6 separate regions of the Homo sapiens genome follow, and regions 1, 2, 3, 4 and 6 are each linked to region 5. A link is a loop called in an ENCODE intact Hi-C map of the cell type or tissue named here. Cell type or tissue: endothelial cell of umbilical vein. All regions are shown on one strand.

Evidence for each region. Peaks named below come from ENCODE experiments on the same cell type or tissue, not always from the same donor. Only the 100,000 strongest peaks of a DNase experiment are listed, where the experiment ranks them.
Region 1: it touches region 5 in a loop (5-fold over the local background); 2 of 110 quality-filtered maps call a loop at or near these places.
Region 2: it touches region 5 in a loop (6-fold over the local background); 3 of 110 quality-filtered maps call a loop at or near these places.
Region 3: it touches region 5 in a loop (10-fold over the local background); 5 of 110 quality-filtered maps call a loop at or near these places.
Region 4: a loop joins it to region 5, with 11 times the contacts of the local background. A loop is called at or near these places in 10 of 110 quality-filtered maps.
Region 6: a loop joins it to region 5, with 3 times the contacts of the local background. A loop is called at or near these places in 2 of 110 quality-filtered maps.

What each region holds. Positions count from the first base shown.
Region 1 is chr15:94,401,544-94,405,543 of GRCh38, forward strand. It overlaps MCTP2 (multiple C2 and transmembrane domain containing 2), which reads left to right. Exons shown (of 23, transcript NM_001385001.1): 17 at 357-476. Among named protein-coding and RNA genes, the nearest start is that of MCTP2, 170 kb to the left of the region's middle. In endothelial cell of umbilical vein, no CTCF peak of the experiment used is centred here; a DNase peak (open chromatin) is centred at 1,918.
Region 2 is chr15:95,174,865-95,178,864 of GRCh38, forward strand. No RefSeq gene overlaps it. Among named protein-coding and RNA genes, the nearest start is that of LETR1, 150 kb to the right of the region's middle. In endothelial cell of umbilical vein, no CTCF peak of the experiment used is centred here; DNase peaks (open chromatin) are centred at 157, 1,527 and 2,487; H3K27ac peaks cover 2,499 bases.
Region 3 is chr15:94,700,133-94,704,132 of GRCh38, forward strand. No RefSeq gene overlaps it. Among named protein-coding and RNA genes, the nearest start is that of LINC02852, 110 kb to the left of the region's middle. In endothelial cell of umbilical vein, no CTCF peak of the experiment used is centred here; DNase peaks (open chromatin) are centred at 1,639 and 3,659; H3K27ac peaks cover 3,500 bases.
Region 4 is chr15:95,016,414-95,020,413 of GRCh38, forward strand. LOC105370989 (a long non-coding RNA gene) reads right to left here and starts at 1,713. Exons shown (of 2, transcript XR_932645.2): 1 at 1,588-1,713. It overlaps LOC105370991 (a long non-coding RNA gene), which reads left to right and starts at 2,504. Exons shown (of 12, transcript XR_002957693.2): 1 at 2,504-2,630. In endothelial cell of umbilical vein, no CTCF peak of the experiment used is centred here; DNase peaks (open chromatin) are centred at 658, 1,748 and 2,618; H3K4me3 peaks cover 222 bases; H3K27ac peaks cover 3,040 bases.
Region 5 is chr15:94,843,451-94,847,450 of GRCh38, forward strand. No RefSeq gene overlaps it. Among named protein-coding and RNA genes, the nearest start is that of LINC02852, 260 kb to the left of the region's middle. In endothelial cell of umbilical vein, no CTCF peak of the experiment used is centred here; DNase peaks (open chromatin) are centred at 1,191 and 1,801; H3K27ac peaks cover 3,344 bases.
Region 6 is chr15:95,129,405-95,133,404 of GRCh38, forward strand. It overlaps LOC105370991 (a long non-coding RNA gene), which reads left to right. Exons shown (of 12, transcript XR_002957693.2): 6 at 665-757; 7 at 3,468-3,626. LOC105370990 (a long non-coding RNA gene) reads right to left here. Exons shown (of 5, transcript XR_932646.3): 5 at 3,195-3,337. Among named protein-coding and RNA genes, the nearest start is that of LETR1, 200 kb to the right of the region's middle. In endothelial cell of umbilical vein, no CTCF peak of the experiment used is centred here; a DNase peak (open chromatin) is centred at 1,927; H3K27ac peaks cover 643 bases.

The DNA of each region.
Region 1 (4,000 bases), 440 kb before region 5:
CTCTTTCTAGTTCTCTCTCTCTCTCTGCCTCTGCATGTGTCTTTCTCACACAAATTCACCAACATTAAATACCTGGCTTCTGCAGTTTCACCAGTTCCATTTTTGTGCTGAACATTGTTGAAACAGGCTATTCTTTTTCAGATGAGCGCTAAAATGCATTTGATTCTCATTTCCTCTATGGATGATCATATTTTAAAAAGACTTTTAGAAGTGTCAGGTCTTCTCCTTTCTATTATTATCATATTTTAAAATTGGGATCTATACAAAATATAATTTAAATGATCAGGGTACCTGATCTAGATGGAATATTTGTAGTATTTAAATCTAGTTTCCTGTTTGTCATTTTTTAAAATCAGATCTTATCAAGAGATGTGGACCGTGTGAAAAGAATCACTATGGCAATATGGAATACAATGCAGTTCCTTAAAAGCTGCTTCCAGTGGGAATCCACATTAAGAAGTACAATAGCATTCGCGGTAAGCTTCCTTTCTTATGTTCAAACTATTTGCTTCTTATTTGCATCTATTCATCTTTCTGAAATATATTACAGCGTAGGTGATTACGTGGGGGTTGTCTTTCTAAGACAGTACTTAGGTCAAATTTACCTGGGAAACCCCTTAAATTACCCAAATCTTAGTCATATATGGTCTCTTGGTAAATTTAAGAGCACTACTGTTGTATATATATGTTTAAATGTTTCTCCAGTTGTTGTTACAGCTACATTTGTATAGCCCTGCATTGTGTGTATTTTTTTTCTTTCTGTGCCAGTGACCGCCCATAATTTCTGAAAAATGGCATCTGAAAAATCACAGGACTAAATAATAACTGAATTGTTCAATTTACATTTTAAGTAAATTATTCCCAAACTTTGATATTAAAGATGTTTATTCATTTCAAGCCAGTTGGGACATACTGATCATTACACATTGCAATTTCATTCAGCACCGCAAAGAGGAACCACCCCTGTCTATGAAATGTACCCTTTTCTCTGGTGACATTGGCCCATCCTTATGAGCATAATAAAATCGCAGAATCAAAGCGCTGCAAGAGATCTTAAAACCACCTAAGTCTACCACTGAGAGCCCAAGAATCTTGGAAGGACTTCACAGCTGGCCTCATGCCTTCACTTTATATCTCAGGGCATTTTCTCTCATTTGTAAAGGGACTTGTCCTTGATCAAATTGGTAATGTCAGCCATGGGAGGAGAAATCAAGTCTCCCGACTGCAAATCTTTGTATATTTGGTATCATGCCATTCATTTCTGTCCTGTGCAAAGATCACTATAAAAACTAATACGAGGTATGAGTGGTCTAAGAGTGTGAATATCAGTCATGATCATTGGTGAATCTGATTTCTGAATGTTATGTGGTTCTGCTTCTGTTTTCTACTGCCAATATATGCTGAATGTTCTCTCTTAGCCAACAGGCATAGCCTCATATAAAAAATGGGGGAAAAAAAACATTTATTAGCCCAAGAAGCCAATGGGTTCAAGGTCACTCCCAACATTTTTATGCCATCAAGTATATCAGCTCCAAAAGAGGCTTTTCCTTTGCCATTGGGGGGTATTTTGTTTGCTGTCGTTTATTTTAGTTCTCCACTGCTTCGGTGTAGAGGACCTATGCTGCCTGTAGGCTTGACCTTTCCTATACTTTTTCTGCTGTCTGAAGTTGCTAAAACATTTGGCCTTAATAAAAACACTAATAAAGGTTTTATTAATCTGTATCCGTCATTGTCTCAGCATTTGTTTATCCACTTCCCTTTCTCACGTTCTCCTCAGCTGGTGGCTTCATGCGTTGAGTTCCCCTTCAACCTCCCCAGCTCCACTTCCCACCCGAATTCCCTTTCAAAACTTTCCATGGAATGTTCTATGCAATTCTGGGCAAAAGAGGAAAGTGAACACAATTGGTGGCTTCTTCCAGTCAGCACCCAGACAGCCACTGTGAGGAGGAGAGGATTTCCTCTTTCTCGAGTTTAGTTTCTGGCACTGTGATTTTAGAAAAACAGAGATCTGTTGCCCTGGATTCTGTAGGGAGATGACAGAAATGATTAATGGGCTGCTGGCTTGATCTGAAGAAAGATTAGAACAGATGAATAGAAATAGGTTGTCTAATAGAGGGGACTTCTAAACAGGAAGGGAGGCTTAGAAATGGAGCCACTTCTCCACGGCCTTTTCTCTGAGGGATTCCTCACTGCTGAGCTTCATGCCTCGGAGCAGAGCCCGCCCCCACGCTGGAGAATGCAGGCTGCCATGTTGTACTCTCAGATCTCTGAGGCCCACAGCAAGGAAGATCAAGGTGGTGTTCTCCTTGCTGGTTTTCCAAAGTATGATTTTGCAAGGATCCATGGGTATATGCGACTGTGTGTATAGGGACATTTCTCATTGGACACCATTGAAAAAAATGCAGAGCCAGTTAGATACGCTATATACCTACAGCCTATCATTTGGTTGTCCTGAAAGTACTGGAATAAAAGTGCTCACTTAAACTCGTTTTCAGTTTTAATTTAAAACTCTACTTCCAAAAATTTAGACCATGTGTATGTTGACTGGCCTTGGTGATTCTCAGAAATACCGCAGCCATAACGTGGTGGATAATTCCCCTCCCTAAGTTGATGAAGTGTAATTTTATTAAAAGTTGTTTTTTTATTCCTATTATGATTATTCCAAAACCATTTCTGCTATTAAAATGAGAGGCTATACAGAAAATGCTTTCTTGAGACAGAATAATAAATGTATTTCAGTTTCATCTCTTATTTTTTATTGTTTTTTTTTTTTTTTGTGACAGAGTCTGACTCTGTCACCCAGGCTGGAGTGCAGAGGCACGATCTTGGCTCACTGCAACCCCTGCCTCCCGGGTTCAAGCGATTCTTCTCCCTCAGCCTCCCAAGTAACTGAGACTACAGGCACGCACCACCATGCCCGGCTAATTTTTGTATTTTTAGTAGAGACGGGGTTTCGTCATATTGGCCAGGCTGGTCTTGAACCTCGACCTTGTGATCCACCCATCTCGGCCTCCCAAAGTGCTAGGATTACAGGCTTGAGCCACCGCACCTGGCCTCCGTTTCATCTTCTTTCATTCTTCTTTTGGTAAGATTATGGGTAGCCAAGCTTTCATGTCCTTTTCTTTGAAAACGCCTTCATTTATGTACCTTGCCTGTAGACCTGTTAGCTGTCTGTAGGGGACTGGATTGGCGGGGCGGGTTGCACACCTAGGGGGCTGCCCTGGCTGTAGTGCTGTGTCCCCGAGTCTGTGGGGCTTCATGATGGGTTGTCTTTCTGCAAAATGTTGGATCCTCAAGCCCAGGCTCTCCTCTGCCTTTCTTCACTATGCAACTGCCATATCTGTCAGGGGTGACACACACTGACGGATGTTCTCCTGTGATCTGTTGACAGAATGCTGCTTGGTGTCTTTATTCGTCATTGTGACACTTTGTTCATGTTCCAACTGCTCGCCTTGGCATGACAGGGCAGAACAGAGGCGCTGTCTGAAGCAAGGTTTTAAGCCAAGGATTTATTAAATGACCCGTAGTCAGGTCCTCTAATTGAAATTAGCGAATGTGATAGTTGAGGGTTTGCTACACAGGTGTGAAAGGAGCTATTTTAGTTGAACCAGTCCCTGGTGGGGCTTTTCTTCTTGTGACAGTACAGGAAGTGATGCTAACACAACAAACTAAGGGCAGAACTGAAGGGATGTGTTTTTCTTCTGTTTTTTGAGAAAACATAAAATATTAACTTTATGTTCTAGACTCTAGCTCCAGGTGATACAAACATGAACATTGCAGAATCATGTTTAATCTATTCTCAATGTCAATTTTAAGACTTTATGAAAGCAAACCATACGTTTTCCATGGATGCCTATGTACATGTGCATGAACATAATCGTATCTTGTTGAAAGCAGCAGTTAAAGAAAAGCAGGCTCTTAAGATCTAGGTCCGCATGGTGTCTCGTCAGAAGTGGATGGACAAACGTGAGAGAACTCACCTTGCTAGATGACCCAAGCA
Region 2 (4,000 bases), 330 kb after region 5:
TCCGGTGTTATTGCAAAACAGGCAAAAGCCCATAAAATGTATGTTTGACTGCTGTTGTGTGTTGTCTTTGGATCAAGGCACAGTCTTGAGATCAATCATGCATGATATTTTTGTGAACTTTTAACAGGACAAACTTTCACATAAATTTGGTTCATTAAAATATGTCCATCAAAATAAAAGTCATTCTGAGAAACTCTCTGGAATTTCCTTTTTCTTTCTAATCGGCAACAAATGATTTTGTACTTGTCCTGTAAATAAAAATATGGGAGGGAGGTAAGCAGACACTCAGTTGTGCAATAGACTGCTCTTTGCCAATGAACCAGAAGTAACTTCATAGGAAGTTATCCATTCCACTCACATATTGGTCAAGAGAGAATTATTGGTTCAGTGAACATTGGCATGGTGAAAATATTTTGGTTCCAGATGGTGATGTGTGCGAGGCATATTCTTAAGCTTTCTCGCATATTTTTCCATTTTATTTCTTCTTTACCTTGTTTTATTTATCTGATTATAAAACAAATATGTGATTCTGATACAAACAAGGAGAAAACTACATGAATTAAGAGATTTAATAACCTCCCTCTTAATAAATATGATTAACACATCTCTATTTTTGTCAGTGCATCTACTAACATCATTTATGTATTTATTTGCATAAAACTGTTACAAATGCCAAATAGCTCACCAAATGTGCATAATCTTTGTCCACGGAGGCTCAAAATCTAGTCCTAAAACTACTGATAATAGTTACTATAATATCTCAAGTTAAAAGAATATATACTAGCCAGGAAAATTTGCAAAATCTTAAAACCAAATTGATTTATCACAGAATATTTACCAGTATAAAAAGTATAATATTACATCTGTTTTATGTTATATATTGCTTAATGACTCTATTTTTAATTTAGTTTTCTTATGTTTTCTTTTTTGTTTTCGTTTTGTTGTTGTTGTTTGAGATGGGGGTCTTACTTTGTTGCCTAGACTGTAGTACAGAGGCATGATTATAGCTCACTGCAGCATCAAACTGCTGGGCTCAAGGAATCCTCCTGCCTCAGCCTCTCAAGTAGTTAGAGCTATAGGTGTTTGTCACCATACTTGGCTAATTTTTTTAACTTTTTTTTTTTTTTTTTGTAGAGATAAGGTCTCACTATGTTGCCCAGGCTGGTCTTGACCTACTGGCCTCAAGGAATCTTCCTTCCTCAGACTCCCAAAGCACTGGGATTATAGGCATGAACCACCATGCCTAGCCCTTTTTAAGGATTTCGCAGTGTATCCTAGAGCTCTTCTAAGGGCAGTACACATAGCACAACGTCATTCCTTTTCAATATAACCTATAATACCATTGGATGAGTCCTCTAGTCATGTCTCTACCTTTTGAAAAACAAATCTTTTCACATTGGCTACTGAGTCATTTGGACATGACCCTGGCAGTCTTTTATAATCTCCTTGATATCTGGTATAACAATATGTTCTAACACCATTTTGTATATTTCCTATGCCAGTCATGTAATCAGCCATTTCTCACATTGAAAAATAAATCTTTTCACATTGGCTGCTGAGTCATTTGAACATAACCTTGGCAGTCTTTCATAGTCTCTTTGATATCTGGTATAACCATATGTTCTAACATCATCTTGTATATTTCCTACTCCAGTTGTGTAATCAGCCGTTTCTCCAAGATGAGCTGGTTCCTTCTAGTAGGGAATTGTACTAAGAGACTGCAATCTGGGAGCTAGGAGTGCTCATTGTTACTGGGTTGATCATTGTGTCTGTTTAGTGGAAAAATTAATAAAATGTTTTGTTTATAGGATAAAATACATTAGGAGTTCTTATTAATACTTCCTATTCAAATTCAGGACTATGAGATTATTAGTGAACCTCGTGTACTCTGTTTCACACCAAGACTTGTGATTTTTAAGATCAGTAAGGATGACAGGATTAGAATATCACTTACTTGTTCTCTTTATTCCACATTACCCCCTAGATCTGTCTCAAAACAGTAATATTAACATGACCACCAAAAATATGATTAGTACTAACAGTTAACATCTTTTTGTAATGCGGTCCTTTTTGTCCTTAAGTTGTTCTCTAGAGGTGTGTGCAAATTTTGTATTTTAACAAAAATATATTCTTACTGGATTATTACGTAATCTGGCAATATGTATTAAGCTTCTTCTAAAAAGACCTCCATATCCATTAATCCAGGAATTATACTTCTAAAACTTTAAAGCAACAATAAAAAAATCTGGACAAAACTTTATTTTCAACAAAAATTTCCTATTTATTAGAGGGAAAAAATAGATGTAGCCTTCTGTCCAAAAATACAAAAGTACTTAATTAAATTGTAATGATTCATCCCTTAGAATATTATGCATGTGTTACAAATAAGTGAGAATAAATAACCAATAGAACAAAATGATGTAAGCATTTTTGTAGAAGAGGAAGAAAAGCAGCAGAAGAATGACAAATGTAAAGATATGAAAATCCCCAAATTACCACTGGAGAGCACTAAAGAACAATCTGAGAATGTTAGACGAAGCCAGGGAGGGGCAGGGATAGGGGTGGGGAGGATCAGGGGAGCTGCGGCTACCCATTCAAACATAATGGGCTAAGGTCTGAGCTAGTTGAAGATGTCTAAGCGATAAAATATTTTTCTTTTTAAATTTTAAACTTTTTATTGAGAAGTAATTTCGAATGCACAGAAAAGTTAGAAGAATTAATACAAAGAACACCCATATACCCTTTAGCCACACTGCCCATTCTTTACATTGTATATTATGTTTATCCCATTTGCTCTTTTTCTTTGTCCATGTTTGTGTATGTAGGTATATCTCTATATGTACCCATTCACAAAATATATATTTTATTTTTTTTCTGAACCATTTGAAGGTAAGTTACATACTTTATGGTGAATAACCTCTAAGTTGCTTGGTGTGTTTTTCTTAAGAATGGAGATATTATATCTAACTATAGTATAGTTATCAAATTCAGTAAATTTTACACTGTTTATTTTATTTAATCAATTATCCATATTCAAATTTTTTCAATTGACCTTATTAATATTACTTATAACATGTTTTCCCTTCAGTGCAGGATCCAGATAAAGGTCAGGTATTGCATCGATCTGCCGGAGCTCTTCATATTCCTTTAATCTGTAAATTCCGTTATCTTGTGTATTGTATGCCATTAACATTTTGAAAAATACAGTCTTTGCCCTTTTTGATAGAAAGGGCCTCATTTTGGATTTTTCTGATGTTCCGTTATGATTATATTCAGGTTAGATATTTTAGGACAGCAGTATGTAAGAGATGTGCTTTCTCATGGTATCACATCTGAGGAAACCAATATCCATTTGTTCCCCATTGGTAATATTAGTTTACATTATCTGTTCAACCAGCTATTTGATTTCTCCACTTTAAAATTATTCTATATATAGTCAACTTAAAGTAGTCTGTGGGGAGCCATTTTAAAAATCAGGTAAATATTCTGATCCTTAACAAAATGTTACCTCTGATTTAGCAACAATTGATTGTCCTTGACTGATTTACTTTTTACTATAAGAATTGCTAAATACTGATGTGCCAACCCCAGCTCTCTCTCTCTCTCTATATATATTTTTTAATATATATATATTTTATATATATATTATATATATATATTATATATATATAATATATATATAATATATATATAATGTATATATAAAATATATATATAATATATATATATTATATATATATATATTCTTTTTTTTTGAGATGGGATCTTGATCTGTCACCCAGGATGGAGTGCTATGGCACAATCTTGGCTCACCGTAGCCTCCACCTCCCGGGCTCAAGCCATCCTCCCACCTCAGCCTCCCGAGTAGTTGAGAGCACAGGCACACGCCACCATGCCCAGCTAGGTTTTTTTTTTTTTTTTTTTTTTTTTTTTTTTTTTTTTTTGTATTTTTGGTAGAGAAGGGATTTCACCATGTTGCTGAGACTGGTCTCAAACTCCT
Region 3 (4,000 bases), 140 kb before region 5:
TTAGTTTTATGTGTCTATTTATTTTCTTCAACAAGTTCATAATTTCATTTCTTTTTTTGTTGTTGTTTATATTCCTCTCTGTTTCCACCCAAACCCTACGGCGCTCCACACTCTGAAAATCTGCTTGATTTTTAAATCCATCTGCATTGAATTATTTATAGTTTTGATAAAGTCCTGTTTTGTCTGATGTTTATTTTCTTTAATAACAAGAAACCTGGGTGAACTTTTCCAAAAGCCCAAAAAAGGAGTCTAGTTTTCCAAGATGCTAAGCAACCCTGGCCAAAATGCACAAAACAAGCCTTGGGTGCCCTTGCTTTCGTAATTTGGGTTTTTCCCCTCTATTAAACATTCTTTCATCTAAATGTGTTATGAGGAGAGAAAAAGTAAATAAATTCTTTGAGCATGGACTCTACCCAGGACACAATTGTGTGCCTCTCATCACTAGCCAATGCCTTTGCTTCCATCGCTTCTAGACCAATAACGATACCTCAGTCTACGAGGGAAATCCTGGATTGTGATTGGCAGGTATGGTCACATGATAAAGATGCTCAGACAATTATTCTCTGTGTCTTTTTACTCCTCATTCTCCATGAAAACAACTTAACTCAATGTCTGCTATTCCTATGTTGATTTCCTTTTGTGGATTTTTCCATTGTTACCTCTCTAGCTAATTTTTCATATCACTCATATCCCTGGTTACTTTGAGCCTTTGTAGCTAAATAGTCCTCAGACTCATGGCCCCTTTTAAGAACACATTTTCCCCTCCTTTGCCTTATACCATTCCATCTAATGGTTCCTGAATTAAATTAGTTAGTTTGGGCATTGGAGCTGTGTCAATAGAGGGTGGGTGGGAGAGGGAAATTTTCAGACTTTAGTATGAGATAAACACACTCCCTAACACACACACTCACATATGCCATATGTAGCTACACATACAGAACTCTAAAACAGGATGATGGCTAGTTCTGCAAGATGACCAAAGATTGGAAAAAAGAACAGAACAAGCACATAACACCAGAGGGTGTAACTTAGCGCCAATCAGAGTAATTGAGAATACTGCATGAGGCAAAAACAAACAGAATGCTCATATTATGAACCGTTTTCATGGTATTTTAAAATTTTTTAGGTGAAAAATATAGTTTTATTTCTTCACCTTGCCTTTTATCTCCTCTTTTCCTCCTTGCGTGTGTGTGCCCACGTGCGCATGTGTGTATGCCACCCCCCCAGCCCCCACCCCTTTCCAATCCTTCCTTTAAGGTTTAATTTAACAATAACATTTGCGATTGGGGTCCCGCGCATCTCAAGGGCATTGCGCTTGAAATTGCACACACTCTGCACCATTTATCATAGGCTGACATGTGTCATGCTTCAGACTGTGGCTCCAAGAGGTTACAGCTGACGACTGCTCCTTTGTTGATCAGCTGCCGAGACAACTGAGGCACCTTTCTTCCCTTCTCCTTTCATTTTTTTTCCTTCTTCTTATTAAAGCTGTCTCAGCCCCTTTTTGAAGGCCTAACACACCCTTCGCAGAAGAAGAAACACAAAAGAATTTGTATTGTGTTGGATGCTATGTCCCTCATTTCCTGAGATTTCTGATGGGGGCCACTTGGTGTTTAATAAGATTGGAATGCACCTCTAATAAACTTTCATCTTTGTGGAGAGAGAAACGGAAAAGGCCATTAAAGCAACAACCTGGCTTTGTTTCCAAGCGGACAGCGGTCTGTGCAGGATGCGAACATTTTGGAACCCTGACCAGATCCCAGTCACGCCGACAGAAGCTACCCACATCCTTTCTTCAGAGTATGCTCTTTCCAAAGTATGGTCCTTGTTTCATGCTATCTTCTGAGCCAGCTTGGATTTGAACTTTACCCTGTGAGCTCCTTTTATGCAAGTTCAAGTATTGAAGTAAAAGGTGCAGGACTTTGTGTTACTTTGTGTTACCAGCAGAAGGCTTCAGCAGTCTCCCCTACCAAACTCACCCCCTTTCCAACCTTTCATGGGAACTTGGGCTGAAGGAGTTGTTTGGAACAGTTTTAAGTGGAGGCTAACTATTAATACATATTTATAGGGTGTCTCCCGTGTGGCCAGTTTTGTCCTAAGGTATTTTAAAGCCAGGACTCCCCACTGTAGGTTTCCTTCTGCTGAAGGACAGAGGTTCAGGCTTGTTATGGTTTCCAAACAGATTTCCCACGAATTCTCCTCATTTCCTCAGCCCTTCCTCTCGAGTTCACATTGGACCTTCCCCTACGTCCCTCCCTTTGCCCCTGCAGCAGGATGGCAGGCCACTCTTTTCCCCAGTGTGCCCCTTCCCATCTTCAGTGCTGTGCTCCGACACCACCTTTTCAGCTCAAAGCATGCTCCCCTCACTGCTCCCCTTGCACTGCCCCCTTTTCTCTGCAGAGCTTGCCCCAGTTGTGATATTCATTTTTGCACTTTATTACGAAATAAAGACTGTGATCTTCTTTCGGTTTTGCCCACCATTGGCCTCTCCATGCCTGGCCCAGTTGCCTAGCACACGGTGGGCCCTCCCTCAAATTATTTGTTGACTGAGTGCATAAAAAATGTTGTGAAAACCCTTCCTAGGGGATACCGAAAGGGAGATGTAGATCTGCAATTCAGCCAGAACTTCCCTTACTTCTTAACTATTTCGGCAGCTGTGGTCCCAACTTCCTCCGGCCATACCACCTTCAGTCATTTTAGTGAGCTCTTACCTCTAAGAATTGAAGCGCTCATTACAGAACCAGGGACTTGGTGAGAACACCAAGGGGTCTTGCTGGAGTGTGTATAGTTTACAGAAACACGTACTCACAAAATTTCTCTTCCACTGCTGAGATTTATCAGGAAGAAAGTGTGCTAGCTTGAGGATAGGGAAGCAGTCCTTTAGGAAGCATGAAGACAGACAAGTTGTCAAGCATCGGGCAAATTTCGGAGACTACACAGATGGTAAGACACAACCTCTGCTCACAAATCGACTTGCTCACAAGTCTAGGAGAGGCAATAGTGAATTTCAAAACAACACAGGGGTCTCACCAGGGAGTTATGGGCAAGTAGAGATAGCCCGCTGACACAGTGACAGACTTCATGGAGGTTTCATAGGCTCACTGAGGCTGAGTCTTTAGGGAAGAAGTGAAGCATCAATGAGGTGGATAAGGGTAAACGATGTCCCCGGAGGAGGGTACCGCCTGGATAAAGGCCTGGGGCTGTGCTAGTGCACAGTGATCAGTCTTTGCCCCATTTCAATTGCATCTTTTGCAGGACTGAAGGCACCATTTGATGTGCTTTGGGATCTTTCAAGGCATAAATGTGAAGTGGAATGGGATTACCCAACCCTCAACAGCAGATAAGAGTCTCCCATAGCTTCTATCTCAGAATTTTCTAAGGGATCATCACCACAATGCATCCCTGAAACCAACAAATAATGACTGCTTCTCTTAAGTTAGGTAAAAATTGAATGTGATGATTTGTGTGTGTATGTATCTCAGGAGGACAGAAAGAGAGAAATAGATACAATAGTGAGTGAGTTTTATATTATAGTGGCAATAGGTACAATTCTTGAGGGTTCCTGCTATGCCAAAACATCGCATCTTAAAGTGAACAATTCAATCATCAACTGGTTGTTTTGTTTCTATGACGCCAAACATCAGGGTTGTTTCCAACCATTTCCGTGTTAGGAATCATTTAGACAATACACTGAGATGATTCATTTTTCATCCAGATAGCTTAGGGTCCTGAAAGATACATCCTAATTGTCATTTAATTTGAGACCAATACTTTAGCATATTGCTGAATAAAAAAGGGAGGCATTGGAAAGACTGGGGAAAGGATTTCAAGTATAAAATCTGAACATATAAGTCAGAAAGAACTGAATCCCTTCTTATTCTGCCACATATTTAGCCAGTTTCATGTCTGCAAAAGTATAATTGTTATTCTTACTTTTATAAAAGAGTGTAATGTCAGAATTATGATTTGCCTCCCCAAACAATGGGGTTATTTTCAAAAT
Region 4 (4,000 bases), 170 kb after region 5:
TTGACACATAGATTCTAGAAAAGCTGAATCCCTCTGTTTTAAATCTGAGAAAAGTTGAATTTCAGAGAGTAGAGATACGGGGTCCTGAAGCTCCCTAATTTTTGTGAACATTACATTTGGCTCAGTAGCATAAACATCCATCTGAAGCTTTCAGTCTCTTTGATCATGGCAAGCTCTTTATTTATTCATATTCTAAAAGGTAAGCAGCTCACCACTGGTTTCTTAGTGATCAGTGGACTGATCAGAAAGAAGAGGAGGGGTGGCCAGGATCCCTTTGGCAGGCAGTTACTCTAGCCCTGGCACAACCCAGTCTGTGCTAAGTGGGTGTCTGTGAAGCTCTGATTCAGACAAGTGGAACTTGCAAAGTTCAAAGATGCTTCATAAAAGCTATCAGTTATTTTACTTCTTGCTAGAAATTGCAAACATGAATATACATTGCAGGTTATTACAGGAAGGAACCCCTGCATATTAAAATGTGACATGGTTTTAAAGTTTCATAACCTAAATCACGAAAGTAAGTTGCATTTTCATCTGGAAAAGACAGGAACATGTTAAGCCGGGTTCAGTGTTTATAGTAGCAGGCTGTGTCCATGTTACTTATAAACACAAAACAGACACAACCCTGACTTTAGAGCATAACAGCTGCATCCAAAAGCTTTATTTCTAAGTGAAATGATGCAACAGAAGCCTTTTAAAGAACTAGCTATCTTGTACATTTTAAGAAACAAATAATCTCACTTAAATAAGCTTACTTGTGATAATGAACTTTAGATTCAGCATATTTTCCTGTAACATTTGAAATTGCTAATAAGTCCCTAAAGCTGCTTTATACATGAAAACAAATTAAATCTGACTCTTGTAAATAAATTGCACCAATATATGAGATGTTCCAAGATACAATGTTTTTAAGTGCTTTTTTCAAGGGAGTCCTTTAGGAATGTATGATAAAGGATGTAAAGTTTGATGCTTTTTTTAGCCTTAGCAAAGCCATTTATATTTGGAAATGCCATTCTGAGTAGGCTTCTGGAGTAGATGTGGCATCTTCATAGTGTTTTTTTGTTTTGTTTTGTTTTTTAATAGCCTGCATCCATGGATAGGAAAGGGGCACAATGCTGAGAGCTTTTCATCTAACATAGTAGTTACTGGGGATAATAAACCTTTTTCCATATTAGGCCCTGGAGAACATGAACATGAAAAAGTATATTCAAGGGAATTTATCATTTGTATAATTGATCAATTTAGCACATTTGAAATGTTTGTCATATTAAAGAAGGAGAATCCTTATAAACCTGGAATTGTAAATGTTTTTCAGAAAATCCCATGTTTAATCAGTCATTGAAATGATGCATTAAATTTGAATCTCCTTTAACTTGCATGACATCATGGCCCATGCAAGAGAGCTGAAATTAATCAAGATAATTCTGTTGTATGACCTACTTTGGCATTTTCATCTGATGGAGCCAGGAAATGGGCTGGCTAATAGTCCATTCTGGAGTATTCTAAGATCTTAGCAATTCCATATTTAAGGAGGTTAATAGGATACTAATTGGGGCCTAGGTGAAAAGTTCACAAGAAAAATGAACTCACCTGGATATGAGGAGTATGCACAGCCCAAAGCCCTCCCCTTTACAATGGCTCTTCCAAATGGTTTCACCTCCTAATTCAGAGAGAAAGAAAGCTCGCACCTTGGGAGACTCGCACAGCCAGCATTCTGTCTCCTGGTCCCTGGGTAACAATGGCTGGCCACATGCCAAGGTTGCAGGCCATTAGCAAGATCAGCATTCTGCCTCTGATGAAACGAAAGTAAAGGAAAAAATTCCAAAGGGGGAAAATAAGTGTCAAAAATCAAACCTTTGTAAGAGTTGTTATGAACTTTTAAGAAAAGCGCATGTTGTTAAGACTTAAGAAGTTCCAATGTTTAAAAATCAACTTTTATTCATCACTTTTGCAGAAGTAAATTAAACCACGTTTTATTGTTTATTTTTTCAACAAACATATGACAATCTTGGGCTTGGGTCATTGTTATTGACTAGCTAGTGGCTCTATTCATCAAGACCAATAGGGAAGATAATATTCTTTCTCAATTTTCTCTCCTGTAAATATTTGCAATAACTCCTGGGTGACTTGGAAAATTTATCAACATAAAATGCAGTGCTCTGAAATATTGCAGACTCTCTCTGTTGCGTTATAGCCCCCCTGGCAATGTTAGACTGTCCTAACGATGTCTCAGCATTGTCATTCCTCACCTTGTTCTCATTATAGTGTACCCATAGATGGCACATTGTGCTTTTCTTAATATTTTCTTAGCCTTTTATGTACAGAAAGGGTTAAGGATTTTTCTACCATAACGGCTTATGGCATGTCTTTCCATCTCTCTCTCAGTGTGCAGTCCATCTTCCAAGTTTCCAGAAGCGGCTGAGATTTTTAAAAACAGCTGTAATCTGCGGTCATTGATGGTGGAGTAGATTGTTTGCCAAACTATTACCATAACTGTCAACCGAAATCAGAAAAATAATCTCATTGTGCTGGACAGATGCGTTTCCTGCATTATTGATATAGTCACTCTGGAGTAATAGAGAAATATAAAGCATTGTTCTATTTACAAAAGGAGATTGGCCAAGTCCTTGAAAGTGAGTATGAGGGACAGGCACTTACAGGAAGTGAGATATAGTCAACTCAGTAAAAGTTATGAGTCAGGGTCAGGTGACCTCTATAGTCAGCAGAAGAATCTCAGTGCTTTCCCTCCAGTCTCCCTCCTCACTTCCAGGCCGGTTTTGTGGTTTGCTCTCAGTCTGAAGGTGTTCTCAGAATTTCTAAATACAGCCCTGTGGAATTTGTGATGCATGCTTTATCCCACACCCCAACAGTTGCCCCGAATATGCAAAATGTTCTAATGGGTTCATTACACACCTCTGGGTAGCAAGTGAATTGCTCTAGACCACTACATTGCAGAATAATTGAATTTGTTTATTTCAAGCAGATGACCCTCAATATCCCTCTGATGCAATGAGTTAAATATACCTTATGCTGAGTGGCTTTGCAAGAACGGTCAGTAGTCTTGTACGCTCAGCAATTGCTCCACCATAATTTGAGCTGTGAGTAATGCTGTGTGATTCTATTTGTTGAGCATACATACCGTGAAATACTAAGCACACCACATTTATTATCTCTAATCCACAGAAAACAAACTCCAAGGCAGGGATACCTTTTTAAATTTCCATTTTGCTGCTGAAGAAATAGATGAAAAAGGCTCTATAGATTTCCCAAAGTGACAGAGCTCTTAAGTAGTTGATCCAGGATTCGAACCTAGGCCTGACTCTGGAGTCCATCCCTGCTGGATCATGCTCCCTTCCATTTTATTGAGATATAAGCAGAAGTATATTATGCATTGGAATATTTATATATATTTAATGCAGCTCCCCCAAATATTTATAATAGCTCTACACACACACACACACACACACACACACACACAGAGCCATTTTTCTTACGGACAGATAGCCATCTTTCTTATGGAAACAAAGGGCAAAATCATCTCTGTCCTGCACTAAAGGGCATTTAATGAGACTGGGGTGGGGGTGGATTGGCAAGCAACCTTCTTAGCTCCTAAATACGTGCATCACAAGCACCTAGACTTTAGCAAGATAGTGCCAGGTGTCTCTGAACAGTAGTTCATGAATTCTGGCAACTCCACTCTGAGTACAAGGCAGAGGGCCAGGAAATCTAAATTCTAACCTGGGCTAGTCAGAGCCTCTGTGGTTTAGTTTTCTATTTATGAAAATGCATAACCCTGGCATACTTCTTAGAAACAGCATGCCAGTTCATATATAAGCATCCCATCAATACATTGTAAGCAAAAATTCCTGTGAAATATTGTGTAGTGTCCATAGTGGAAACTTAAATTCATATTAAAATTAATGGCCATATGATAATTAATTCGTGTCCCAAAGATCTGCTATTGTTGCTGTTTTTTTCTTTTGTTAATTACGATGTCCACAGA
Region 5 (4,000 bases):
CATATATGTAATGAACAAATTAATGGATTTACCTCCTACATCTGATTGTGAACTAAAATTGTCACTAATTTTTTTTTCCTGCCTTTCCTTCCTGTTTTCCCTTTGATTTGTGATACACATAACTGGAAAGCCTGTTAAAAGATAATTTTCAAAAAACGATAAAATCATGACTCTCATACAGATACAAATATGAAGACATATTAAAGAATGTCTGTTACTGCTATAATACGAAGGAAAGAGGCAGATATCATAACCAGTTCAAAGGAAAAGTCAAAAGAACATAAATGTATATGGAATATACATAAATGTATAAAAGAATGTTGAGATGAATTGTAAATGGAGACGAAACTTTTCCACCAGGGAGGTGGTGGTGTTCGGTTAACTATATCCTAGAAAGGACACTGCTATCAGTTACCTATAATTTACAGAGTTACCAAATAGCTCAAAGACGGTGAACAAACAGGGCTAGAACTGGGCAGCCAGACAGGTGTGCTATAGATGATGAATATTTTTCCATTGAGACATTTGTATTTTAAAAGGCCCTTACTGTAGTAGAGAAGCTCATTTAGAGTATTACATGCAGTAGATGATAGACAGGTTGTTTGAAATAAACATAATAGGACTAGTCCAATATATAATAGATGTATGAATGAATGGGATGTTCTTTTCTATGCTATTTCCGTATTCTGTGTAAATGATCAGTAACGAACATCCTTGTAGAGCTGGCAAACACACAGAAGCAGCCAACATAGAGAGAATGGGCTTGAAATGCTGCTACCCTGAAGAAAAAAAAATACACATATATCAGCTCATCCTGGTTCCGGCCTGGGGCATGGGTGGGGGGTAAAGGATTAGAGTCCCTTGGTCCTGGTCTGCCATACATAAAGAGTCTCAAATTTATACTGAAAACGTCAGTGACCTCCAAATGAGGTTACACGGTCTCAGCTATACACTCAACGGAATGAAGAAAGAAAAAACACATCACGCAACTTTCAACATGTGTCTCATTTCCAACCACAATTGCTTGGAATTTAAAGCTGGCATTTTTAAAAATCCTGCTAGTAAATAGCAAAATTATATTTATGTGTGTCCCTCGTGTATGTATATTAAGCACATTAATTTGTACAACATGACACTTCTTGCTTCCACATTTCATTTTTCTTTTTGTAACTTATTAACCAGGAGGCTCATAAACGCAAGTGGCCTTGACTCTCCCAGAACTGAGAGGACCTGCCCTGGCCCGAAGCCAAAGGCATTTTCCCCAGCAAATAGCTGGACTTAGGATCCGTTTAACAAAGCTCCTTTAAAAGTCCTTTGGAGTGCGCCGGCCGGTGACACCCAAGAGGCGACCCCTCCGCCCTTCCGCTTTTGGAGGGTGGGCGGCCGGGGGTGGGGGTCACAGTGGCCAGCGTCCCCGGAGGGCGCCGGCTTCCAGGTGCGGGTGGGGCTGCGCGCCCCGCCGGGCCCGGAGAACTTTCACTGGGCGTCCGCGGCGCGCAGACAATGGGCCGGGGAAGCGCCTTATCGCGGCGCGCAGGCCTTCCCCGAGCGCGGCGGGAGGCGGCGGCGCTTCCGCGGGCCCAGGGCCGCCAGTCCCCCGTCCCCCGGTCGCCCGCCGCCCCCTGGCCAGGCCCCGCCGCCGCCGCCCGCTGCTTCCTCCCGCTCTTCCTCCCTGCGACCTCGCGGCCTCCTGGCGAGGCGCGGCCGGCGGAAAAGCTTGGTGGGGTGGCCGCGGCAGCGACACGCGCGGCCGGCCCCGGGAAAACAAAGGGGGGATGTGTGTGGCCAAGAGTCCGGAAATGGGGCGCCGGTGGGGGCCGGGGCGGCGCAGCTCTGCCTCCTGGAGCCTATTGTTTGCCGGGTGCACATGCACACGCGCTTAACAAGAAATTAACACATCCTGCCGCCGCTTATCTATCCATCGATGGCCAAACAGACGGCGCAGTCACTTTGCACGGAGAGGGCTTTTAATGTAATGACCAGGCCGGAGAAGAATATCTCAAGCCCTTCGTAGAAGTTCCTCTTTGTTTCCGTACGGCCCTTGATACCATTTGTGATTCTCAAGCTACTATGACAGCTTCTTAAAAAATGTATTACTTTTTTTTGGTAGGGGGCGTCTTTGAATTTCTTAAAAGGGGGCATTCTGAAGATCCCTTGCCTAACAGATTTTTTTTTCGTCTTTTTGGTACTAATTCTAAAATGATGTAGTTTTATAGTGTGCCAGGCACTATTCTAAGAGTTTCAACTGTATGAACTCTTTACGCTCCTTAACAACCCTGTGAGTTCCGTGGTATTTTTATCTTCATTTTCTAGATGAGGAAAGGAGGACATAAAAGAAACCACGCTGGTAGAGAGGTAGTAAATGAGGCAGCCCAGATCAGAATCCTGGCTTGCCAGCTTGAGTCCATACTCTGAAATGAGGCCTTCCAACTTATTTTTTCACCTCTGGGTTGCCATGATTTGGGTTTTAATTTAATTTTTTTTTGATCACTGAAGTGCAGGACGTTTGTCTAGCCCTTGCTGTTCCTGAACGGGTTATCTAGGGAAGCTTGTAACCGAGCCGAATTTCATAGATCAGAGGAGCAAATGACTTCATTACGCATATGCTTTGCTGTATTAATGACTGTCTGCACGATTTAGGATTTAGGCTGTCTCTGGGTTTTTGATGAAGGGCTGTGGAATTGAAGTGGAATTTGTCGTTTCTATGAAAGGGACATGTTGTCATGTCTATGGCAAGTATTCAAGCAAAATGAGCACCAATAAATTTGAAACCGATTAATCAACCTGGACAATAAGCCAGAATTTCCATTTTCTGGAAATTTTCATCCAAGTTGGGTGAATGTGGCCTAAATTACCCTTTAATGAATGATTGGGTCTCTTTTGTGTAAAGCTGGGCCCTGTGTGCTGTTCTAGAGAAATGCCAACCCAATCTCCTACATTATTCAAACCCCCCGCCCCCCAACCCCAGCAGGTGAGGTCACCCCAGTTAACTCATGCTGAATTCTCAGTAAGGTCCAAATGCTCTTTGGGGACAGAGGATGCACGGATGAATAAGACACTCTTCGTACCTAAAGCAGTAACTCACTGAAAGACAATGACCAATAACTAAAATTCGATTTGATAAGTGCTATATAATATGGGGGAAGAATACACATGAGAAATCTCATATGTGTACTTTCACCTTGGGGTCAGATTACTACAGAGAGGTTCAAATGTTGGCTGGGCGTGGTGGCTCATGCCTGTAATACCAGCACTTTGGGAGGCCGAGGTGGGTGGATCATTTGAAGTCAGGAGTTCCACACCAGGCTGGCCAACATGGTGAAACCACATTTCTACAAAACATACAAAAATTAGCCAGGTTGTTGTGGCGTGTGCCTGTGATCCTAGCATCCGGTGGAGGCTGAGGCATGAGAATCACTTGAACCCGGGAGGTGGAGGTTTCAGTGAGCCGAGATCCCACCACTGCACTCCAGCCTGGGCAACAGAGTGAGACTCTGTCTCAAAAAGAAAAAAAAAAAAGGAGAGGTTTAAATGCTTCGAAACACTCTTGTCTTTTACAAAGGAGCTAAGAAATCATTTGTTTAACAAATGTTTATTGAACCCCATTTTTGTGGCAGGTACTGTTTTATTTTCTTTTCTCCCCCGAGACGGAGTCTTGTTCTGTTGCCCAGGCTGGAGTGCAGTGGCGTGATCTCAGCTCACTCTGTCTCCCGGGTTCAAGTGATTCTCCTGCCTCAGCCTCCTAAGTAGGCTGGGATTACAGGCGCCCACCACCACACCAGTGTACTACCCAGTGTACTCTTCTACTCTTGCTTACAGTAGAGGAGACATCTGTCTTGCATGTAGGATAATTCCATCCCTTCCCACCACCCACCCCAAAGATCCACTTGATGACATCTTGGACACTCAAAGCCATCTTAAATTCTACATGCCTAAAATGTACCTCGTAACTATCCCTCCTACATCTGATTATCCTGCATTTTTCCCACTCTCAGGAATG
Region 6 (4,000 bases), 290 kb after region 5:
AGGAAGTAACATAAAAGGCAGGTTGAGGGTGGAGAAGAAAAATTATGTTGTTAAGTGTAAGCTCTCAGCTTCCCTCACAATTTAGCTTTGGAGAGCAATGCATTTCTAAATGTTTCAGAGATGCATACAGATTTAAAATTTTCCTATCCAATTTCTGTAAGAGTGATAATTTAAATTAGTATGTGATTGTGATACATTTTGTCTTGAAAATATGGCCATTAGGCAATGGTCTGGTTAAAGTTATATCTTTAAAATGTCCCATCCATTTGCTTTCATTAAGGCTGCATAAAGGTTTGCATGTTCTGTTTTATTTGCTTTATTTGGATGCCTAGTGCGTCTTTTGTGGTCTTGGACTTGGCCCCAACTGAGGAGGAAGTGCAGCTGGATGGGGACGGAAAGTCAGAGCCCTGGATGCTCCTCCCAGCCGCCCACTTAACCTCTCGATGCCTCATTATTTCCCCCTAGAAAATACTTTCACTATTTGTCCTTGAATTAAGCAATGAAGAAGACAACTTTCTACACTTAGAGTAAATGCAAACAATTACTTTTCTGGGTCCTCACTGATTTTTCCATTTATCTGCTTCACCTCTCCTCTCTTTCCTTTCTGTTTTCTTCTCTCTCTTTCTCTCTTTCCTTTTCTTTCCCTTTAATTCTGGCCCCAAAGTATGGGCTTGGCCAGAGGAAATACTCAGAATGAAGGATTGCATCTTCCGACCAGAAGCAGGTGCTGAGGATGGATATGACATCAAAACAGAAGGTCTGTTTTCTTTCTTTCTTTCCACTGTTCATGTTTACAGAGCCCTCCCTTTACAAGGCAAATGTTACCTTTGATGTGTTACCCTATTAGTTCTCATGCTTAAGGGATGCTAATAAATCAAAGACATTTGCGTATTCATGAATGCACTCCTGCAATTTCCAAAGTACCCTCTCAATGGTCTTGAAAAGCTCAAGCTCACTGGTTAGGCTGTTGTAAACATGCCTTGTCCCAACCCCATGCCAGGCCTTGCCCTCCCAGATGCTGGACCCTGTTAAGAGCAGTGGTCCTGCCTATTACGTGACTCTGAGGCTCCTTTTGTAATCCCCATAAACTGGATGGAAGAGCCATAGGGCTACCATCAGCCCTGCAGAGACAGTGGAGCAGAGGAGTCTCATTACGGAAATTAAGGCCTGCAAGAGACCCAGGTTGCAAGTGAGGCACCTTGAGAGTCATCCAAGGATCTCTGGGCTGGAAAAATGGAAATACACTAACATTAATTAGCCTGCTGCACCAGAAGAGAATAATTTAAATGCAAAAGATAATCTCACTGCCCTTTTGATGTGAAAAAGTTGTCCTAGATTGTAACTTTGATTTCCACGTCAGCAGCCTGTGTGCTCATACATTAACAGCAGCCTGGAAGATTGAAAAAGCAGGGGTGGGTATCGATTCTGAACAGTGGACCTGCCGCTTGCTGTGTGATCTTAGGCAATGGACTGCTCCTCCCTAATTCTCTGTTTATAGTCTTATTCACTTTAGAGTGGTGAAAGAACACTTATTTTAATGAGATGCTGTGAGAATTAAGTACGTTGAAACTCTCTATGACGTGAGAAAAGCTGCAGGCGCAGAATATCCTGCAGAAATAAATAGCTGGTTATTTGCTGTGTATGTGCCAGGCAAATGTGCACACATAATTTTTTTTTTTTTTACCAAGTCTTTCTCATCTTGGTATTGCCATTGAGTCAACTCTGCTGGGTGTTATTAAAAGACTCCCCAACACAATAGCAAGGGATGGTCAACAAAGGAAAGCACACACTGCAGCGAAAGCTATTGAGAAATGTACATTCACCCTCCCACACCCTTGACCTCTAGAATCAGATCAGTAACTTCTCCCCTCTTCATTTCCCCTTCCTGTGTCCACAGTGAAGGGAAGTTGGTTGCGACCTTTTGCAGATAATGTGACACAGGGTACACAAGAGCGGAAGGGAGAAAAGCATTTCAACAAAAGCCTGGAACTTCAGTTTAGGTAAATTCAGGAAGGCGTGAGATAGGAAATGGCAGCAACCTTGCCAGGAACTAAAGGAAAAGGGTTCTGGCATCAGCCCCGGAGCAAAATGTTAGGTCATCTATAATAAGGGTTGGGTGAAAAACCTTCAACTCAAAATGAAAGATACAATGACACAAAGAAACTTATCAAGGCAACCTTTGAAAGCAGTTAAGAAACCAATTCTTCTTTTTTAAAGAAAGTCCGCAGACAAAAGAGATTCCCTGATCAGCGTGTGTCAAGTTCCATGTAGAATAAACTTTCTTCACAATCTCAAGAGCCAAGTTTCTGTGCCAATTTTTTTTCCTATTTATGAGGAAAAGGAGAGGAAACAGAAACTTAAAAATGAAACAGTAGATTAAACTCACCTTTCCCCAATTAGGTAGCTTTAATAAGTGGTTTCTATTTTTTATCAAATTTCATTCCATTTCACTCTTCATAATAACTATAAATGACACTGACGAGATACAGTTGGTATCGACAAAAGAATCGGTTCACGTATAAAATGAGAAAAGAAAAATGTCCCATTCCACTTTAAAATTACAAGATGAAAGAGCACATTCCAGGGAGAAGGAATGTATTTTTTCTCAAGAGTTAACATTTAGTTCTCCTGGCACTAGAAATGCTGAACTTCTGAGAAAGATGTTAACAATGAAATCAGAGCTGTATCATGGGGGAAAAGGATAGGCTAATTTCAGAGATTCTGCAATTGTAAAGATTGTTTCTTTGGGCTTCAATTAATTAAATATTTGTCCCCCTAAAATTAATATGTTGAAATCCCAACACCCTTCTACAAATGTGATGGTATTACGAGGTGGGCTCTGTCATGATGGCTCATGAGTGGGATTAGTGCTCTTATATAAGGGACCCCAGAGAGGGCTGTCTCTCTCCACCATGTGAAGATATAAGTCAGCAGTCGGTAACCTAGAAGAGGGCCCTCACCAGAACCTGATCATGCTGGCCCCCTGGTCTTGGACTTTTGGCCTGAGAATTGTGAGAAATAAATGTCTATTGTTTATAAGCCTCCAAGTCTAAGCTGGGAGCTAAAACAGCCTGAGCTAAGATACCTGCTTCTAAAGCCTGACTCACAATTCTGTATTAAGTTCCAGACTCTTTTCCAACCACTCATTTCCAAATGGACCAGTCATTTTTGCACAAATGTTATACAGACCTGAATGCCTTAGAAGAAACCCCTTCTTGATAATAGGTAATGTTCTGGTTTCCACTCCAACACCTTAAATGACAGCATTTTGGTAACTCCAGTTCTTCTTGTCAAGGGGTCAAAAAGTAAGATGCCAGTAGTTCACAGTGGGAAGGTTCTTAGTTTAACATGTTAGAAGAGAGAAGAAGAAAAAGTCCTTTTCCTTAATAATCTTCACAGTTAGATGGTAAAGTAAGTGGAAATGATCTGCACTTGGTTGCAGTGAATAACTAACTGTCTTCCACCAGGGTTGATAGGGAGGATCATTAACCATCAGAGAAATTGCTAACTGCCCTGGAACACAGCACATTCTTGGGTGAAAAGTCACTTGAATGCCTGTTGGAGCCATCACTATGGATTGCCGGCTATTCTGACTTGGAGTTTGAGGCTGACATCTGAAACCACAGGTTGTCTTATTCATTGTTTCTTCATGTTTTTCCAGGGGTTATTTAAGCCTCTCAAATGTGAATTTCACACATGTTGCTTGGGCTCCACCCAATCATCATCTCATGATTTGATACAAAACCCATTTTTTAAATGTTTCCTTTATATAGAACATAAGGTATCACCTACCCATATATCCAGTCATGACCTGCACTGTTTTTAATTTAGGCTTCATGTTAAAACTTCCAGCTAGATGCTGTTATCTTCAGTTTAAGGGTAATACTAATTTTGACCCAGGAGAATTTAAAAAACTTGTTCAACTTTATTTCACCAATAAGTGACATCTGAAATTTGAGCCTATGTGTTTCTGTTTCCCAAGCCTGTATTCTTCTGCCTT